2 separate regions of the Homo sapiens genome follow, and region 1 is linked to region 2. A link is a loop called in an ENCODE intact Hi-C map of the cell type or tissue named here. Cell type or tissue: K562. All regions are shown on one strand. Links, peaks and the distances in the headings refer to the core of each region. The heading gives the core; the rest is flanking DNA. Region 1 overlaps SMYD3 (SET and MYND domain containing 3). Region 2 holds the start of SMYD3-AS1 (SMYD3 antisense RNA 1).

Region 1 (10,659 bases), core at 1,497-9,496, 77 kb before region 2:
CAAGAGCTCCGATGGAGATGTACAAGAAGACGAATGCTGTTTTCTTGCCTACTAACACAAAATCTAGTCTTCAGCCCATGGATCAAGGAGTAATTCAACTTTCAAGTCTTATTATTTAAGAAATACATTTTGTAAGGCTATAGCTGCCATCAATATTGATTCTTCTGATGGATCTGGGGACAGTAAATTGAAAACCTTCTGGAAAGGATTCACTATTCCAGACACCATTAGGAACACTCATACTTCATAGAAGGAGATCAAAATATCAACATTAACAAGAGTTTGGAAGGTTGATTCCAATCCTCATGGATGACTTTGAGGGGGTCAAATCTTCAGTGAAGAAAGTAATCAGAAATGAAAAACAAGGCATTACAACTGATACCACAGAAATACAAAGGATCATTAGAGACTGTTACGAACAACAATCTTGACAATGCTGACAAACTGAAAAACCTAAAGGAAATAAATCCTAGACATACACAACCTACCAAAATTGAATTAGGAAGAAGGAGAAAACCTGAAAAAATCAATAATGAGTAGTGGAAGTCCTAGTCAGAGCAACCAGGCAAGAGAAAGAAACAAAGGGCATCCAAATTGGAAAAAAGGAAGTCAAATTGTCCCTCTTTGTGAATGACATAATCCTATATACAGAAAAATCTAAAGACTCCACCAAAAAACTCTTTGAACTGATAAATGAATTCAGTAAAGTTGCAAGATACAAAATCAATATACAAAACTATACATCAATAACGAAGTAGTGAAAAAAGAAATTAGAAAAGCAATTCCACTTACAACAGCTACAAAAACATAAATAAAGTATCTAACAATAAATTTATTGAAGGAGGAGAGAGAACTCTAGAAGGACAACTATGAAACACTGATGGTAGAAACTGAAGAGAATACAAACAAATGGAGATGTCCCATGCTTATAAATTGGAAGAATTAATATTGTTAAGATGACCATGCTACCCAAAGCAATCTACAGATGTAATGTAATACCTGTCAAAATACCAAACCACATGTTTCACAGAAATATTTTTTTAAATCCTAAAATTTGTATGGAAACACAAAAGACCATGAATAGCCAAAGCAATAATGAGCAAAAATAACAAAACAGGAAGTATCACACTACCTGACTTCAAAATATGCTACAAAGCTATAGGAACCAAAACCATATGGTACTGGTATAAAAACAAACACACAAACCATTAGCATAGAATAGAGAACCTAGAGATAAATTCACATATTTACAGCCAACCAATTGTAAAATGTGTCAAGAAAACAGACTGAGGAAAAGACACCCTGTTCAATAAATGGTGTTGGGAAGATTCCATATCCAAAGCAGAAGAGTGAAAGGAGACCATTATCACTGTATACAAAAGTAAACTCAAAATGAATTAAAGATTTGAACATAGGACCCAAAACTATAAAACTACTAGAAGAAAACACTTCAGGACATTGGTCTAGGCAAATATTTTATGGCTAAGACCTCAAAAGTACAGCCAACAAAAATAGACAAATGGCACTATATTAAACTAAAAGGTTTCTGTACAGCAAAGAAAACAATCAAGAGACTGAAGAGACAATCTGTAGCAATAAATATTTGCAAATTACATGTTCAGCAAGGAATTAATATCCAAAATATAATCCAGTTAAAAAGTGGGCAAATGATATGAATAGAAATGTCTCAAAAGAAAATATGCAGGCCAGGCACGGTGGCTCATGCCTGTAATCCCAGCACCTTGGGAGACAGAGGCGGGCAGATCACCTGAGGTCAGGAGTTCAGACCAGCCTGGCCAAAATGGTGAAACCCCATCTCTACTAAAAATACAAAAAATTAGCCAGGCGTGGTGACACACGCCTGTAATCCCAGCTACCCAGGAGGCTGAAGCAGGAGAATTGCTTGAGCCCGGGAGACAGAGGTTGCAGTGAGCCAAGATCCTACCACTGCACTCCAGCCTGGCTGACAGAGTGAGACTCTGTCTCAGAAAAAAAAAAAAAAAAAGAAAGAAAAAGAAAAAGAAAATATGCAAATGGCCAGCAAATATATGAAAAAATGTTCAACATCACTAATCACCAGGGAAATACGAATCAAAACCACAATGAAATATCATCTTACCACAGTTAGGATGGCTGTTATCAAAAAAAGAAAAGATAACATGCTGGTGAAAATGCAGAGAAAAGGGAACTCACACACTGTTGGTGGGAATGCAAATAGGTACAGCCACTGTAGAAAAGAGCACAGCATTTCCACAAAAAAACTAAAAGAGAACTACCATAGGATCCAGCAATCCCAGCACTGGGTTTCCTTTCTTTCTTTCTTTTTTTTTTTTTTTTTTACAAAAGAAAGGAAATCAAAGGGATACGCACACCCCCAATGCGTATTGCAGCACTATTCACAATAGCTAAGATACTGAATCAACCTAAATATCCATCAGTGGATATTTAACTCCATAAAAGACATACAAGTAACACCACTCTACTTTCACGCATGAAGCATTAATGGATAAAGAAAACATAGATACAGACATGATGGAGTACTATTCAGCCATAGAAAAGAATGGAATCCTGTCATTTGCAGCAACAGGAATGAGCCCGAAGGACATTATGTTAAGTGAAATATGTCAAGCACAGAAAAACAGATATCACATATTCTGGCTCTTATGTGGGAGCAAAAAAGATGTTGTTTTGTGCTCATCAAAGTAGAACTTGTGGGTATTGGAGGCTGGGAAATGGAAGAATGGGAGGGAGGTTGTTTGATGGATACAAAATTACAGTTACATAGAGAGGATGGAGTTTGCGTGTTCTGCAGCATTGTACGCTGAATATGCTCAACTGTATTATATTTTTCAAAAAGTTAGAGGAGAGTATTTTTTAATGTTCACAACACAAATAAATATTTGAGGTGATGGTATAGTGATCACTCTGATTTGATCATTACATATTATATACACATATGAAAATATCACTCTGTATCCCATAAATGTGTACAATTATTATGTGTCAACTAAAAAGGAAAAAAGGAGTTGCACCATCGCCACACCTGTCACATAGATCATAAATACAAACCCGCACACAAATTACGTTATTTACTATGTATCATTGATGTCAGAGCCCTAAAAAGCCTTATTAAGCCTCTTGACTACAGTTTTCAAACTTTTTTTTGCAGTGGAACGCTTACATCAAACAATGTTACGTAAATCCCAAAATAGAATCCCCCAGTAACAGTGATCTCATGAAATCAAGGCAAGGCATGTGGACGTGTTTAGTGGGGGTGCACAAGCATGCCTGTGCTTGTAGGGAGAGGACAGGGCTGCTTCCCCAAAACACTGTTTGAAAAAATCACTGATGTATTACAAGCTTCTTATTCCCAGACAAACTTAGTATGGAATCACCTGCCAGGTAAGGAACTTGCTTATACATAAAGTGAGGGCTATAGACTAGACCTTTTATCTGTATGTTTCTAGCAATGTTTTATGACACTATTATACAGGGTTTTCATAGGAAATCACATAAAGAAAGGACCATTGATACGATAATCATTATAATAAATCATACTAAATGATCTTGGTAGCAAACTAGTTGTCAAGCAAAGAAGGATTATGGGTTTATTCAGACCAACTTCTGGAATCTTATTTAGGTATTAAATATATATTAAATATCAAGGTCAGAAACCAAATGAAGTATTAACTGGCAAAATCCATTATTACAATAGAAATAACATTGATCCCTGGAAATAAAAATTATTTCAGATTAAAAAGAAGTTATGGGGCCAGGCGCAGTGGCTCACGGCTATAATCCCAGCACTCTGGGAGGCCGAGGCAGGCAGATCACGAAGTCAGGAGATCAAAACCATCCTGGCTAACGTGGTGAAACCCCATCTCTACTAAAAATATAAAAAATTAGCCAGGCGTGGTGGCGGGCGCCTGTAGTCCCAGCTACTCGGGAGGCTGAGGCAGGAGAATCGCTTGAACCAGGGAGGCGGAGGATGCAGTGAGCAGAGATCGCGCCACTGCACTCCAGCCTGGGCGACAGAGCGAGACTTTGTCTCGAAAAAAAAAAAAAAAGTTAGTGAAGAAGCTGATTTCAAAGGGTTTTACTGCTATGAAGATAAAATTAGGTTGGTTTCATTCTAGCTTTATTGTAGTCTGCAGAGACTAAATTGAAATCAGCCATTTTAATTCAGAAACAATATTTAGGCTGTAGAAAGCAGAGTGATAACCACCCTGCCTTTGTTTAAAATCTCTGAGACAGAAGGGATATTTCCTGTAGCAGCATAAATTACAGAGACTCTAAAGTTACGTTGAAACGACCCTTACACCCTCGAAGCAACGTGCAATTTTGTGGCTGTAATTTTCTCAAACTGCTTAATAAAACCTTCTCCTTTTTATCAGAAAAAAAGAATAAACAAAATACCAAGAACTCCATAAAAGGCATACAAGGAACATTACTCCACTTTCAGCCATGAAGTATTAATAATTAACTGTTGGGCAGGCAAACTGAGTTAGCAGTCTTTTCCCACAGGACATCTTCCTGTCAAAATGTCACCCAGAAATAACCCTGTAGATTACAGGAAGGGGCTGCAATTCCCCACAGTGCATCTCATAACCATAAATGGCCTCAGAGTTTCAGTACCTGTCATGATCAGGTCACCTAACACCTGGGAATCTCTCACTCTCCCCCTCCTCTACCCACATATTTGCCGCTAACACACCAATAATTGATAGTATCTGCATTTCTGAGCATTACCAGCCATGAGCTGCCTGCCCTAGCACTGAAGGAGAGACAGATGGCAGCCAGACAGAACGGGATGGAGAGCTCATATCCGAGTCCTGGCTCTGCCCTTGATTCACTGAGCAACAACCTCTCACCAAAGATGGGATCATAAAGCTCCATTCCCTCGCATTCAAATGCTAGGAATCCTAATTTGATAATTTCTACCATGAACTTTGGTGTCTTCTGTACTCATATTTGCTTTCTGCTCTTTTGAGGAAAAAAATCAGATACAATATTGTGACTATGAAATCATCTTCTCATTTTTAGTGATTCAAGGTCAGGTGAAAACAGAACCGTTAGTTTCCATTCCAAACACTGATACATGTAAAAGGTTATATACTTTAGCAGAGTCCTCACTGGAAAAGATGTAGATTTGGAGAGTTCAGGCAGACATGGGTTCAAGTACTGGCTCCACTACTTAACTAGTTATGTAATTTTGGGTATGTGAACTAACTACTCTAGGCTTTAATTTCCTCAAATGTATATAATAAGAATGATAATCATGAATGCTTTAGGGATCGCTGCAAGTTGCAAGCTAAACCTGCTAAATATGCAACTAGCATACAACCGAGCAATTTGCATTCCTGAGCATTTATCCCAAAGACATGAAAAACCATGTTCCCATAAAACCAGTGCATGAATGTTTACAGCAACTTTATTTATAGTAATAAAAAACTGGAAGCAACACAGATGTCCTTCAAAGGGTGAAAGGTTAAACTGTGGTCCATCCACACCATGGAATACTAATTGGTAATAAAAAAAAAACTAGGGATAAGGGCAACAACCTGGATAAATCTCTGGAGAGTTATTATCCTAAGTGAAAAAAAAACCCAGAAGGTTACACACTGCATTTTCTATTTATACAACTTTCTTGAAATGGCAACATTAGAGAAATGGAGTACAGATTAGTAGCTCTACAGGTTAAAGAGCGGTTGGGATGTAAGGAAAGTGAATGTATCTATAAAAGGGCAACGTGAGGAATTCTTGTGGTGATAGAAATGCCCTGTTTCTTGACCATATCAAATGTCAAAACATCAATGTTCTGGCCGGGTGCTGGCTCACACCTGTAATCCCAGCACTTTGGGAGGCCGAGGCAGGCGGATCACGTGAGGTCAGGAGTTCAAGACCAGCCTGGCCAACCATGGTGAAACCCCATCTCCATTAAAAATACAAAAATTAGCCAGGCGTGGTGGCGCGTGCCTGTAATCTCACCTACTCGTGAGGCTGAGGCACGAGAATCGCTTGAACCCAGGAGGTGGAAGTTGCAGTGAGCCAAGATCACGCTACCGCACTCCAGCCTGGGCAACAGAGTGAGACTCTGCCTCAAAAAAATTAATTAATTAATTAAAAAATAAATTAAAAATTTTTTTAAATGTCAGTGTTCTGGTTGTGATAGTTTTACAGTTTTGCAAGATGTTGCCATCTGAGGAAACTAGATAAAGGTTACAAAGTCCTCTCTGTGTTCTATCTTACAACTGTATATGAATCTATAATTATCTCAAAAATAAAAGGTTTACTTCAAAGAAATTAAAATAATCATATTTCAGAATATCACTGCAAAGATTAAATATATAGAATTGAGCAATAATTTAAAAATTATTACGTATATGAAAAATTGCCTAGCACAGACAGTTCTTGGCAATAACAGAAGCTCATTAAATGTTAATTTCTTTCCTCTAAGAAGTTGTACATAGACAGAATGCATCCTAGTAGATTTTTATTTGTGGATCAAATGAAGACGTAACTCCATGAAAGGGTCTGATCATAACATACACACTTTTTGGAACATTTAGCCTTTTTTTCCCTATGAATCTGAACTTTGAGGAAGTATTATTTCACGCTAAATAACATTCATCCACATTCCTACAGCAAAACTGTACAACTCAGGTGCCAACTAATTTCTTCCATCAAAAAATATGACCAGTGGAGCAGGTTGTAGGGGATTATGATCCAGTTGGTTAAGAGTCACAGTCAAAAAAGATGAATCAAGGCCAAAAATTAATTGGCATGCTCTTTTACAGACAATGAAGAAAGAACATGAAAAGAATAAAGCTTGGTTTCATGTGCTCAAGAGTTCACAGCTAGTTAAGACAGGAAAAGTCTCATATATGAAGACTCAGAGAACAAGTGGAGAACAGACCATCAGTGCAAAAAATCTGCAGAAGAGGTGGAGGTGAGCATGGCTGGGGGCAAATGAGTGCAGAAGAGGGAGGTGAGAGGTGAGCAAGGCTGGGGCAAATAAGGGAATTGGGGGCTGCTGGCTCCACACAGCACTGTCGGACTGCGTGAAGAACTGATGGCAGACGCACGACCTTGGCCTTCTGGAGGACCGCGGCAATCCTTAGTACTTTGCCGACGCTGCAATGTAATCCCACCTTTCCCAGAGTTCTCCATCCCCTGCTGCCAGATCCCTGCCGCACAAATTCGCTTGTATGAAGCTCCTGGCTACTTTATAAGTATACTTTATAAGAGAAAATACAGACACACAGACACCTTCCTCCCCCAATATATGCAGACAGTATGAAGCGTCATAGTGTTCCGGCCTCAAAAATAAAATTAGGAGGAAAGCCTGTGGCACAGCAAACGTCTCCCCAGCCTCCCACCTGACCCTACCCTTCCAGGTCACTGCCTCAGGAGATAAAATCACCCAGGAGGCCCTGTTTAAACTCAATTCTAAGTTAAGGCCTGAAAGGATCCATACACTGTCCAACTCTTTTTCATGCCAAAATTAATATAGTAAACATATCTTTGTTTCAGCAATCAAAACCTGGCAATTTGCCATGTCAACCCCCATTCCACAGCCACGTGTCTGAAGAACATATGCTTTCAGAATGGCGTTTATGATCTCAATGCCATCTTGCTGCAAGCCTTCCAGCTAGGATGTTCCCTGTAGTTGAAATAAACGGAAAGGAAGTTTCTGAGTTGAAGTAAACCGAAAGGAAGGAGGGTCACAGCCCCGCGGCACAGTTCCCAGGATGACTGCTGTGCCACTCACAAAATGAGCCTTTTGACTGACTCCAGCAGCAGGACGGGACTGTCGTTTCACGAGGTGAGCTACGGGCAGACAGATGTATCCGAATCGCATTAATTGGAACATCTTGTCACAGGATAAGAGAATTTCCATTTCTCTGCGGATGCCTGTATGCTACACATGGTATCTGGCAGGTGTGAGAACCTCGTCTTTGATTGCCTATATTCCCAATCTCCTTTCTTTGCCTATTTTCCTGCTGCAAAGCAATTACGGCTGAAAATCAGTCTGCAACATGCGCTCATCCATATTCAACTCTTTCCACTTCAGGCAAATCTTGCCCAGAAAAAAAATAATAAAAGAGAGAGACTTATAAATCCAGATTTGTCTTTTATTTTGATCCTCTGATTGTCCAGGTGTTTACTTGTTGATAATCCACCATTTTCTCCACATCAAAATAAATATTCTAAAGATGCAGCTCTAAACAACTAAAGCATGTACCTGTCTTAAGTGACAAGGAGGGATGACACACCTACAAAACTTTCAATAAATCGAACCAACAGATGGGAGCAGCCAGAACCAGTTGAAAGTGCAAATGACGGAGCATTTAAAAAATATACAGTGTCATTGATTTTAAGTATGTTGAAGAAAAAAATTTAAGAAACAGTACCTGGGACTTATACCAACAGGCCAAGGTTAAAATTGGGTTGAAGAGGAGACAGGGCTTCCTCCTGGAAGTCCTTCAAGTTATCATTTCACATTGGATTTGCCAATCAGCTTTTCAGATCTTATCTGATAATTATTGAAAGCCACAGGCAGGGACTAGAATTTTGAGATGTTTCTCAAATTTTCAGATGAAAGCTGTTTACCTGGCCCTTAAGGAGATTTTAAACTTATTTTAATCAGTATTCAAAAGACACAACAGGATGACCATCCCCCCATCCACCCCCGCAGTCTCCTTCTCCAGAGGCATCCAATTTCATCATTTCTTGGGATGTTATTTTATACATACACAAGAACATGCTTTATATCTTCCTTTTCTTCATTTTTTACACAAATAACCATAAACTACACATCCTATTTTATTTTCTCTGTACTCTTCTTTCTCTCTTTTTTTTTTTTTTGTTTTGTTTTGTTTTTTTGAGACGGAGTCTCGCTTTGTTGCCCAGGCTGGAGTGCAGTGGTGCGATCTCGGCTCACTGCAAGCTCCACCTCCCGGGTTTACGCCATTCTCCTGCCTCAGCCTCCTGAGTAGCTGGGACTACAGGCGCCTGCCACTAAGCCCGGCTAATTTTTTTTTTTTTTTTTGTACTTTTAGTAGAGATGGGGTTTCACCATCTTAGCCAGGATGGTCTCAATCTCCTGACCTCGTGATCCGCCCGCCTCGGCCTCCCAAAGTGCTGGGATTATAGGCATGAGCCACCACGCCTCGCCTTTTATTTTATTATCATCATTTAGTTATGAAAGCCAAAGCTGAGACAAATTCTCTGTACTCTTAATGGCATAACTGAGCGTTGATTTCATATGAGGACACAAAGAGCTTCCTCATCGTTTTTTATGGCTTCAGAGAATTCCCTTGAATGGATGTAGCATAATTTATATAACCAGTTCCCTACAGATAGACATTTAGGTTATCTCCATTGTATTCCTATTACAAACAAGGTTGCAATAAATAACCTTACACATAGGTCATTTCATGTATTAGCTAAAGTATCATGTATTAGCTAAATTCCTATAAATGTAATTGCTGAGTCAAAGGATATATGAATTTATAATTTTGAAAGATATTACCTTCATATATACATATCTGTATCTATATAGTACCTGTTTCCCTATACCCTTGCCAATACAAGGTGTTAACATTCTGCTGTTTGCCAATCTGATAGGTTAAAAGTGACATTTCAGTATCATATTCATTTGCACTGCTCTTATTATGAATGAGCTGAGGAGCTTTTCATCTGTGTCATAGGAAGCTCACCCCTGAGGACAGCATCACCTGGACTCCCTCCTCTGATAACTTCTGGGAGGCACTAGCAGGAGGTTAGCAGGTGGAAGGAGAGATATCTTTCCCATTTCCATCCTGCTTCAAGGACATATTTCTCACAGTGGCTACATCCTCCATGATCACAGCCTTCTTCGGATGACCCATCTTTCCTGCTCCGGCAATGCCGTTCTCTCTCTTTGTCCCTGCCTTCAATCCCAGGGATAGTAATAGCTTCCCACATTTGCAGGTCTCCGAGCGTCACAATGTCATTCCCTTTTTGTCCCCAAAATCCTGCCCTCACCTCTGTAAGTTGCCCCATTTGGGGAGAAGAAGCATTTGTGGAGAAACCTGTTTGCTATTGCTTTGTTTTCCTGAGACACTAACAAACATATCTCCTGCCTATTTTTCTACTGGTTTGTTGGTCTTTTCATATTGATTTGTAGTTGTAGCAACTCCTTATTCATCAGAGCAAGAGTTGGCAAACTTTTCTGTGAAGTGCCAGATAATAAATACTGTTGGTTTTGTGGACCATAAGGTCCCTGTTGCAGCTATTCAATTCTGCCACCATAGGGTGAAAGCAGCCACAAACAATATGCAAACAAATGAGTGTGGCTGTGTTCTAATAAAACTTGATTGATAAAAACAGGCAGCAGGCCAGATATGGGCCTTGGGCTGTAGTTCCCAACCCCAGCATTAGGGAAATTATCTTTTCTCTGAGATATAAGCTGCAACTATTTTTCTCCCAGTTTAGTTTTTTACTTGTCTTATAGTGGCTTTGCCATGCAGAGTTTTAAAGATCTCTTATTTTACGTAGTGGAATTTATCCGTAATTTATGGCTTCTAGTTTTTATGTCAGAGGGAAAGCAAAGAGTTAGTAAAACCACAGGAAACTCAAAGAGGAAAGACTGTACCTTAAGCTAGTCAGACCATG
Region 2 (10,659 bases), core at 992-8,991:
AAAGGCCCTGTGCTGCCCCAACCTGCAGAGGGAGAAACACCTTACTGAAATGTCTACAATTTGGAAAGAAAGACTAAAGAGCATGTTGTATGGCTGTAGAAAGAATAACACAGACAACGGATTTATTGCTAATAAAACAGACTAAGAACAATGGGCTGATGAGACTTAACTAAAAAGATGTTTATTCCAATGTTAGAGGTTACCTCAGAGAAGACACACAGAGAAAAGAAATGCCCGAAATGCCAGGTGGAAAGTAATGGGCTTTCCACGGTTAATCAAATGGGCACTGCCATGCCAACGTGCCTCCTGAAATTCAAACCCTCTATTTTTGCATGGCTGCCAACTCATTTCCAAAACATCCACTGCTAATCAAACTTGTTTGGCTGCCTCCTTATCGAAACTTTACAAAACTTTAATTTCAGCCTCATGAGCCCTGCAGCTGTAAATTAATTGAATGAAATTGACAAACATTATGCAGTGAGATAAAGCACTTTCAAAGTCTTTTCCCTATTCAGTTGACTTAGCTGCCCAGCATGCCAGTTTTGCTTGACATGAGTTCAGAATCCCTGGAAACCTTCCTAATCCTACTCTCTAGGCCTTGTGCCTATTCATGGAACCATGTTAACCCATATCCGGAAAATTAATAAACCTCGGATGGGTTTAAGCACTCAAAATACTCCTGATACTTCTTGCCATTCATTACATTGTAGACATCCTTTGCAACAGGAGAATCCTCCTCAAAAGACCACGACGGCAGCAGATAAAATCCCTGAGGTTATAAGCATACAACAAAATGTCTCATTTAAGATTACTGCAGTCTGAAGCCAGGAATTAAATTTGCTGAAGGTGCAGTCACTTATGCCTTAGTTAAATAAAGATAGTCCCAAAACTGATTTCTGAACTTACCCATTTCTCAAAGGGAGTGCAAAATTATCATGATTTTTAAACAGCAAGGCGAGTAAACTGATCGCCTCTGTATCTGCCAACTGAACAAATGAGTCAGCTAATCAGTGGTTACATACATCACACTGACAGAGAGGAGAGAAGACCATTAACTTTCTGAAATGAGAAGTCCTAATATACCGAGGTGCCACAAGTCACTTAGGATTTCCGTGGTTATGAAAGAAGAATTGAAACGTCTCTTCCCTCTGGTGGGTTTTCACAGCACAACTGCCACAGCTTCCAACTGAGGTCTAGTCTCTGACCTTCCCTCTTCATCAATGTTATCAGCATCTGGAAGCCCTCTGGCCTATGTGGAGCCATGGGGACAATGGAGGCAGTTTCAAAGCTTCTGTCTTATGACAGAAAACCTGGGTGTAAAACAACCTCTGATATGAACTACTAAGGGACTTGTATAGATTCCTTAAACTCTCCGAAACACTGTTCTCAACAGCAAAGTGAGGAGAAAAACAGCTCTCAAGTAGGGTTGGTGTGAACGTGAAAAAAGAGAAAGTAATACAAGAGTTGGGCATATAATAGGCTCTTAAAAAGAATTTTGAAGGCCGGGCACGGTGGCTCACGCCTGTAATCCCAGCACTTTGGGAGGCTGAGGCGGGCGGATCACAAGGTCAGGAGATCGAGACCACGGTGAAACCCCGTCTCTACTAAAAATACAAAAAATTAGCCAGGCGTGGTGGCAGGCGCCTGTAGTCCCAGCTACTCGGGAGGTTGAGGCAGGAGAATGGTGTGAACCTGGGAGGCGGAGCTTGCAGTGAGCCGAGATTGCGCCACTGCACTCCAGCCTGGGTGACAGAGCAAGATTCCATCGCAAAAAAAGAAAAAAAAAAAGAATTTTGAAATGGAAATGTATCTATTTTTCCTTTCTTTAGAAAACAAACAGAAAATGAAGCCAACATATCTCATCACAGATTGCTCTTTAAATATGCGACCTTATACCAAAAGCAGACAAGTTCACAAAGAGATTATTTTTATAATTTAATCACAGAAAAGACTAGACTATCAGGTAGTTGGTGGCTACAGAAGTGACTGCTCCCCACTGAAGCAAGGAATGGATAGAATAAGTCCTTGAAATAAATGCTCAGGTCTTCCCTTAGTAATTCTGGACAGTGGGGAAATTAGCTCATTCAAACAAAGTTTATTAAATAAATAAAATCCCAGCACTTGTCTCTTTAGACAAAAACCACATGGAAACAATACAAAAGATTGCTAATGCTTTGGCAAATGAATCACTCTTCCAAATGCCATTTACAAAAGCCCACCAGACCTCCAGCTGTGCTGATGCCATGGGAACCCCTAGGGCAATTATAAGTGGATTTAACTCAAGACCAGAAACACAGGAGTAATTTTTAAAGACCCAAAAACTTCCAAATAAATAAATCTGGAAAGGAATTACTGTTTACACCACAGAGCCACAGGTTCAAATAGCCAAACTTAAAGAAGAAAAAACACACATGTATATATCTACTTCATCATGTAATCTCTGAACAATAGGAACTTTACTGAGTTGTCACTAAGGAAAGAGCAAAATCTAAGATAGGTAGTTTCTGGAAAATGAAAGTCCAGAGAAACTTGGCCATAAAATGAAAATTATAACGGACTTACAGAGCTCGTCTTCTTTGGGTTAAGAAACAAAGGTCTTCTTGTGCAAAGGAAGAATTCGAAAGAGGAATTCTTAAGTAGATGGCTGATGCATCCACGTCTAAACATCCAAAATCTACCAAGCACCTATTACATAACTAAGCCCTGTGTCAGAGGCTGTGGAACAAGAACCACTAAAACTTATCTCTGACCTCAAGAAGTTTATAGTTCAGGGAAGTGACTGACAATCATAATACAGAGGCATAAGGGCTATCCAAATAGGGTCACAGGTTACGCTATGAATACAGGTATCACATCAGAAAATTACCGTACTTAAAATCTCAGCAAAGAGATCACACCCTCACACAATTAATGTTATCAACATCCATCCAGTCTCTCAAGCTCACCCTCTTCAACAATCTTTGCTTTACTGAGTTCCGGGTGGACTATTTAAATATCATACAAATTGATTCTGACATCACAATCACTGCCTGCTTCCTAAAACTTGCCCTCCACCGTCTATTATAAATGCTTTCCAATCAGTGCTCCCATTCTTCATTCTATTCACCACTTAGTTACTAGAATGTTTTTCTCAACTATGAATCTGACTTCACTCCCTTTCTTGAAAACCTCCTGTAGTTCCTGTTGTGTACGGGATAAAGGTCAGACAACTTAGTATAGCCCAGCTCAGTCCAGCTAGCAAAGCAAATACTAGCTTTATTCCCTGCAAGCAACGTAAGACAAAGACAACCACACTAAACTCAGTATTAGCAGACCACCATCCTCCCTGAGGCCTCCACTGCTTTGCACACACTCTTCTCTTTCTCAGAAGGTCCTTTCCCCTCCTCCTGTTGGTGCAGCCAATTCTTTCTCTTCCTTCTAATGCACCATCTTCTGTGTAGTCTTCTTTGACACTAGGTAGGGTTACATCTTTGCTCTGTGTTTCTATAACACTCTTCATATGCCATGGAACTGCATTCATTATATTGGTATAATTTTATTTGTCTTTTTTCTTCCTAGACTGTGAGCCCCTGGAGTTCAGGGACCATTTCTTAATCATATTCCAGAACCTATCACAATGAATGACACGAAGAATATATTTGATAAAAATCTGATGAATGAACCACTCTAAAATGCAACTCTAATAAAGAAAATTACTGCCTATTCAGTTGGAACTGTACCATGTTACAAACGTAAAATTATGTATAGTCTGATAAAGAAATACTATAATAGCCTTGGAAACAGCTCACATACAATTTTTTTTATAAATGGATTCATTACCATATAACTGGACCAGCTTACTGAAGAGTAGCCCTACAGCAGTCACTTCGCAGTTTGCAATTCATTTGAGGTTCAAAGCTAGCTCAAGGGAAAACAACGTTAGTATTAACAAACTTATTTTTAAGCTTAAGGTCAGAATTTAAGGGAAAATAAATAAATATAGTATGTTCTAAGAATCCAAAGGAATTTTTAAAAATTGCCCCCTGCAGCTGTAATTTCTGCATGGATGAGAAAACCTTAATTGCTTGCTGGCTTCCAAGAAAGCCATTAACCTGCATTTAAAAATTCAGCTTTCATCAAGAACAACCTCACATATCCAGCTCTCATGGAAAAAGGAATAGAAGCCTCTGACCTAGTTTTCAATTATTACCAAACTACTGATAATTGATCTCCTGGTCTCCAGGTTTGTTTGTTTTACTAAAATAAATTCCCTCTGGAGCTGCAGGTGCTTACCATGGGGCTGCGCAGGTGGAAAGCAGCCCAGTCTTACTATGAGGATGTCCGTTTGCCATCTGGGAACAAGGAGGAAGAAGCAGAGACCTGGGCAAGACCTCAGAGTAAGTGTCCTTTTTGGCGGCTCCCAGGGGTCCCCATCATGTGTTATAGGAAGGCAGAATTATTTGAGATAAGGATAGGAGCTGAAATAAGCAGTGCTAATACTGGTTAAAAGTTGGTGCTTCAGCTGCAGTCACAACAGATAATGTCTCTTCAGTTATATTTCCAAGCTATTTCTCATTTGGCAATGTACACTTACACCAAAACTGTGAAACTCTCGGAAGTGGCAGACCTTGGCAACAAGTGAATGGAAACTGTGAATTACAGTACATGCCACTGAGTAAGGGGTGCACATCTAGAAACCAGAAATCAGGTTCTGTCTTGGCTCAGCGTCTAACTAGATGTGTGGACTTAGACAAGTCATTTAACCATTGGGGATTCAGTCTCTTCATCTGTAAAGAGTTCATTTAGATGATCTCTTAAGTCCCTAAGATCCCCATTGTTAGGTCCAGGGTCAGGTTCCAGCCCATGCTGAGGCCGGAAGGGAGTGGGTAGATGAATGGCAGACAGCTGAAAGAACACTCAGGGGGCTACGGGTAGGTGAAATACAATTTTATTCAGCAGCTCTCTTACACTGTGTGTCTCGGCTGCTTGTTCCAGCCACTCCCAAGCACAGATCTCTGCTGGCTCTCTCTCCCTTTGGGGTCAACAGCTTAACTCTTTCCCTCTGAGCGCAAGCAAGCTGAGCTGTGTCCTGGCTCCCCGCTGCAAGACAGACAGATCTGGTGCTCTCTCTCTTTCTTTGGGTGCAAGCACGCCTGCACAGTGTCACCAGGGCAATTATACCTTTTAAAGACAACAGTGGCAAAGAGCCAAGTGATGGCCCTCCCATGTTATGGCTACATAGCTGTTTATATTACACATGGAGTTGCGCGCCTGCGCTACAGACTTGCTGAGTCACCCGGGATGTTTACCTCAGCCCATCCTGCCTGGCTGCAGTGCAGCCATGTTCCTTACACCTACCAATTTAAAAGTACTGTAATTCCATTTTAAGGGTTCTAAACCATGAACCATGTTCATGGTTTAGGATTTTAGATATTTCTCATTTAAACTTAGGAGCGAACTCTGCATTAGGACATTTCTCCTTTCATTGTCCATAAGATAACTCACCAAATCCTTGCGCAAAGAGAAACAAATATAAACTACATAAGAAATGACAGGTGAGCCTTACCAAGGACCCTGACCCATGCATAACATCTTAGTATAGCATATATATATATAGTATATGATAGAAACATGCCGTGGGCTTTCATACCCTCTACAATAGTTCATTATAAGTTTCATCCCCCAAAGAAGGCAACTTACATACTTAAGTTTTTCTAAATAGAATCCAGGTGCTTTCACCAGTGATGCTCTCCAAGGGATCCCATCATAGTAATCAGTCTAGCCAGTGCCAACTTCAGTTCTACTAAATTTAATGCCCTCTTATTTTGACTCAGGAATAAATTATCTCAATGGCTACTTACATGGTCCAGCATAGCAGAAAAAAAAGCCACACTGAGCAAGCAGTGGTCCTTTCCATGCTACACAAGCAAGAAATGCCTATAAAGACAGACTTGAGTGCAGTCTAAAGAATCTTTTGCTTTGCCTTAACACTCTACTTCTGGATATCCTTGCTCAAAAAGAAGTCTACTCAAGGTGTGTATCTTTCCTCTTTATAAGCCCTCTGGCCTCAGGAAGACTGGTTTCATTCATGTGGTCATGTTTTTGCACAGCTTAAGACTAAACTGTATGATCCTTCCTTCTGGGCTCCTACAAGGGCATGCCAAAGTCCCCTCAAATAACCAAAACGGTGCACATCCCCTTTGCGTCCCACAGCAGTCTGCTAGTTTATGTAATACCATAATGACAGCTATCTGGAGTGGAACAGTGACACTGCTTTTTCCCAGACTACTTCACCATGTGAGGTAAACGGTAGAGGCAGCAATAGGTCTGCTCAGTCTATGGCTAATACAAGACCTTGCTTATGATAGACTTCAAGAGCTTCTTATTAGCCAGCTGTTAATTCATACAAACTGCACAGAAATTCATTCTGGAGCAATATTATTTGTTTCACATTATACTTAACCTTGAAAAGGTTAGTTTTTCAATGGGGGATGATTATCCTGGATAGATGCATACCCCCTACAAACATGAAACTGGCAAGTTCACTAAAGATTTCTCAAGAGCCACCAAGCTAGCAAAAGTCGCAACCAAATAATATTATATACTCTGCCCTTCAGAGCAACCTTCTTCATGCTGAAGTCTTCAGTTCACAGAATGACTGACTTATTTTCAAAAGAGGAAGGCTGTATTGCATATTGTAACTCTCTCCAAATCTATACTTATGAGCTAATTCTTCAAAAGGTAAGATCAATTACCACACAGAAGGAGAAGCCATCCATTTTCTTGAAGCTGTCAAAATTTGAGCTGTCTCCCATAGGATTTCCACTGACAGTTAATGAAAAAAATCAGTATCTGTCAATTTTGGAAGAAATTTAAAAGTGGTAAGATATTCTTATAAATCGATGTTAAAATTTTGGTATAATTATTGTATATTTGGATTACTTTATTTGCTTTCCTCCAAATCATTTCTTTACTAAATTTCCCTAAGTTAGCTTAATAATGAGGTTTTCTTAAGGAGAAATCTGTTGGTTATACACATAAATTGCTAACAAAAAAGGGATCAGAGCTAAATGGATCCAATTTTTCCTCCTTCATATGCTACAATACAAGGCTACTGCAGAATTTACACCGTGAATAATGTGTATTTTGAAAACCCAAGCTTAGAATAGTAGTATTTTGTTTCACTATCAAAAGACAAAGCAAAAAAATAAAAAATAGGCTACACTAATGTACTTTTAAAAATATACTTGGAAAAGAAACGAAACTATTTCATTTAATGCTGTCTTATAGAACAGAAATGCCAATATATTTACACAGAAATAATTCAGCATCTTGAAGTATAAGTAAAAACACTAATGAAGACCAAATTTTTAGAGTTATTTCATACAAATAGAATAAATTTAGGCGGGGCACAGTGGCTCACGCCTGTAATCCCAGCACTTTGGGAGGCTGTGGCAGGCGGATCATGAGGCCAGGAGTTCGAGACCAGCCTGGCCAACATGGTGAAACCCCAACTCTACTAAAAATACAAAAAAGTTAGCCAGGTGTGGTGGTATGAGCCTGTAATCTCAGATACTCAGGAGGCTGAGGCAGGAGAATCGCTTGAACCCAGGAGGCGGAGCTTGCAGTGAGCCGAGATCACGCCACTGCCCTCCAGCCTGGGCAACAGAGTAAGACTCTGTCTCAAAAAATAAATAAATAAATAAATAAATAAATAAATAAATAAATAAATAAAATTTAATAAAAAGAGACTACCCATTGTTTCCACTAGAATTGCTGCCAAGGGAAATATACCTTTTAAGGATCAAGGCTTAGAATTGCTTTTCGCTTATTAGAATAAAATCTATCAGCAATCTGAAGAAATACATAAACAATCAGCAAATTCTAGTTAGATGGCTACAAACTAGGTAAATTACTAAAATGTGCCACATGAAGATAAAGTTAGTCTTGGTAAGAACAAAGGTTTCAAATAATTTTTGCTCTTAGATGTTTGCTGACAGATAAAATAGAGAACTTCATTTTCACCAAGTAACGCAAAGTATAAAAAGGCATCGGTATAGTGCTGTGCTGCTTTTGTTAAAATGGTACAAGGAGGAAAAGAGAGTATCTTCTAAAGTCCTTGAATGGGAAAGCCGTAGTTTATCACGTCGTATTATCACTTTCTATTTACACAGCATTTGTTTCTCCCACAGACAGGGAGGTTCCTGTGGACAGAAACATCTGCTTCCTGCTTATCCTGTATCTCAGCATCTGAATGGTCATGACTGGAACACAGGCAGACTTCAGAAATAAATACATAAATATCTCATACTCCTCGAATCTTTTAGAAAAAGAGTGTGGGTAACAATAAACATATCTGCTGAGAAATGACCACCTCACTCTACTCTTCTGCAGACTTCCCATTCTGTGCCGAGTCACCCTCAGTAGGCCTAAGTGTGACGATCCTCTCAGCACTCCCTGTAAACCTATTTAGGAATCCGCGAAAGAAAGAGAAGACCACCAGGCAGACTGGTGATGATATTTCTTGGGGAGGCTGTGCAGTTTTTCATAGTGAAGCCTACAACTTAGATTTTCAGCACTAATAGAACCCCATTATCAGGAGGAGAGAAAAGCACTAATTTCAGATGGGCTCTGACAGGGGACAGTTTTAAGAATTTATAGAGAGACATTTCCGTGTCCAGCCAGGATGTAATCATGGAAATTGGATTTACCTTCCCATCCATGTGTAACACCAACATCCAGTGGTTTTTCATGATACTGAACAAAGGCAGCAATCACTGAGAGACTGGGAAATAAACAAAAGGACTGCCCCAATTTATTAAGAAAGCTTCCAGACCACAATGAAGGTAGGTGGTGTGGAGTCCTGACAAGGTAAGTTAGCACCAACAAGGAAGAGGCCAGCCCCCGATGGGGGAGAACAATTGTTCTGAGAGACAGCTAATCACAAACAACCTGCTTGTACAACATCCTGTTCCCAAATACCTTGCTCTGCATATACCCCAGCAGCACAATCCTCTCTGCACATAACCCCTCCAGCATGGCCCTAGAAAACTTCCTTTCAGCCCCTGCCTCTTGGCAGACAGCCTCTTCTCTGCTGTGCCGGCCATTGCTTCCCGCTAATAAACTTGTTCTCGTTTTTGTTGTTGTTGTTTCGAGATGAAGTTTCACTCTGTCGCCAGGCTGGAGTGCTGTGGTGTGATCTCGGCTCACTGCAACCTCTGCCTACCAGGTTCAAGCAAATCTTGTGCCTCCGTTTCCCGAGGAGCTTGGGATTACAGGCGCCCGCCACCACGCCCGGCTCATTTTTGTATTTTTAGTAGAGACGGGGTTTCACCATGTTGGCCAGGCTGGTCTCGATCTCTTGACCTCGTGATCTGCCCACCTCGGCCTCCCAAAGTACTAGGATTACAGGCGTGAGCCTCCGCACCCGGCCTAAACTTGGTTTTAACTCGCACCTGTTTCAGTAAATTATTTACTTCCCGTGAAGCCAGCCTTAGCCAGTCACGCTCACAACAAGTAGAAGCCAGGCGGAGCCTGAAGGAGGCCCTGAGTTAAGGTGACAAAGTTGAGAGTATAGGGAGACCAAAAAAGGCTAGAGTTTACAGGACAGAATACCAGAGAGGAAAGAAGTGTACAGGGAGAGAAATCAACAAATCTGCAGAAGGTCAGCCTTAAATATTCCACGGAGTACTAATCAGCCCATGCACATGAACATACTGCCTGAAGCTGGGACAGGACCAGCTGAAAGAGTTAGAGGTAACAGTAGCAGGTGCTCAAATAAGACCACGAATACTGCCTGCTCCCATCAACCAGAGTAGAAAACCTCAAGGTTCAAGGGGTATTGAATAGAAGACCCAAAGAGCCTTGCCTCAGTGACTTGCCCTACACTAAATACTGCTCTGGTCCCACCTAAGAAAGATTAAAAGCAAGACCCCTTCCCCTACACACACTAAATAAAACTGTTTCCAAATAACTTCACTGTGTTACAGGGGGAAAAAAAGCTCAAGAATAATTTGAGGGATACAAAAATAGCTAGTACCCAAAAAGATAAAATAACAACATCTGGCATTCAGTCAAAAGTCGCAGCTTCAAGAGGACAAATACACGTGCAGGGAAAAAGCAGCATGGTTTCACTGGACGGCAGTGCATTTTCACTGGACAGTTGTCCCCAGTGTCATAGATGAGGTCACTGATGACAGAAAAGAAAAACATTTCTTGAAGAAATCAGACATATTACTTTTATACAACTAGTGCTCATCAAATAACAACTACCATACAGAGAGAGAATGAGATGACTAGCACTGGAAAGAGATAATAGATGAGCCACTGAGTACTTTCAATAAGAATTAATTGTAATCATGGCTGGGCGTAGTGGCTCACACCTGTAATCCCAGCACTTCCGGAGGCCAAGGCGGGCAGATCACCTGAGGTCAGGAGTTCGAGATCAGCCTGGCCAACATGGTGAAACCCCATCTCTACTAAAAATACAAAAATTAGCTGGGCGTGGTGGCACATGCCTGTAATCCCAAGCTACTTGGGAGGCTGAGGTACAAGAATTGCTTGAACCTGGGAGGCAGAGGTTGCAGTGAGCCGAGATCATACCACTGCGCTCCAGCCTGGGCGACAAGGGCGAAACTCTGTCTAAAAAAGAAAAAAAGAAAAAAAGAATTAACTGTAATC

The links. Peaks named below come from ENCODE experiments on the same cell type or tissue, not always from the same donor. Only the 100,000 strongest peaks of a DNase experiment are listed, where the experiment ranks them.
Region 1: a loop joins it to region 2, with 2.6 times the contacts of the local background. A loop is called at or near these places in 1 of 110 quality-filtered maps.

What each region holds. Positions count from the first base shown.
Region 1 is chr1:246,027,686-246,038,344 of GRCh38, forward strand. All of the region lies in intron 5 of SMYD3 (SET and MYND domain containing 3), which reads right to left. Among named protein-coding and RNA genes, the nearest start is that of SMYD3-AS1, 76 kb to the right of the region's middle. In K562, for the core only: no CTCF peak of the experiment used is centred there; no DNase peak of the experiment used is centred there.
Region 2 is chr1:246,105,518-246,116,176 of GRCh38, forward strand. The region is part of intron 5 of SMYD3 (SET and MYND domain containing 3); the gene reads right to left. SMYD3-AS1 (SMYD3 antisense RNA 1) reads left to right here and starts at 3,109. Exons shown (of 4, transcript NR_183265.1): 1 at 3,109-3,200; 2 at 4,265-4,376; 3 at 5,814-6,012; 4 at 8,172-8,352. RefSeq lists enhancers at 4,534-5,035, 5,036-5,535 and a silencer at 6,090-6,384. In K562, for the core only: no CTCF peak of the experiment used is centred there; DNase peaks (open chromatin) are centred at 1,014, 5,224, 6,274 and 8,284.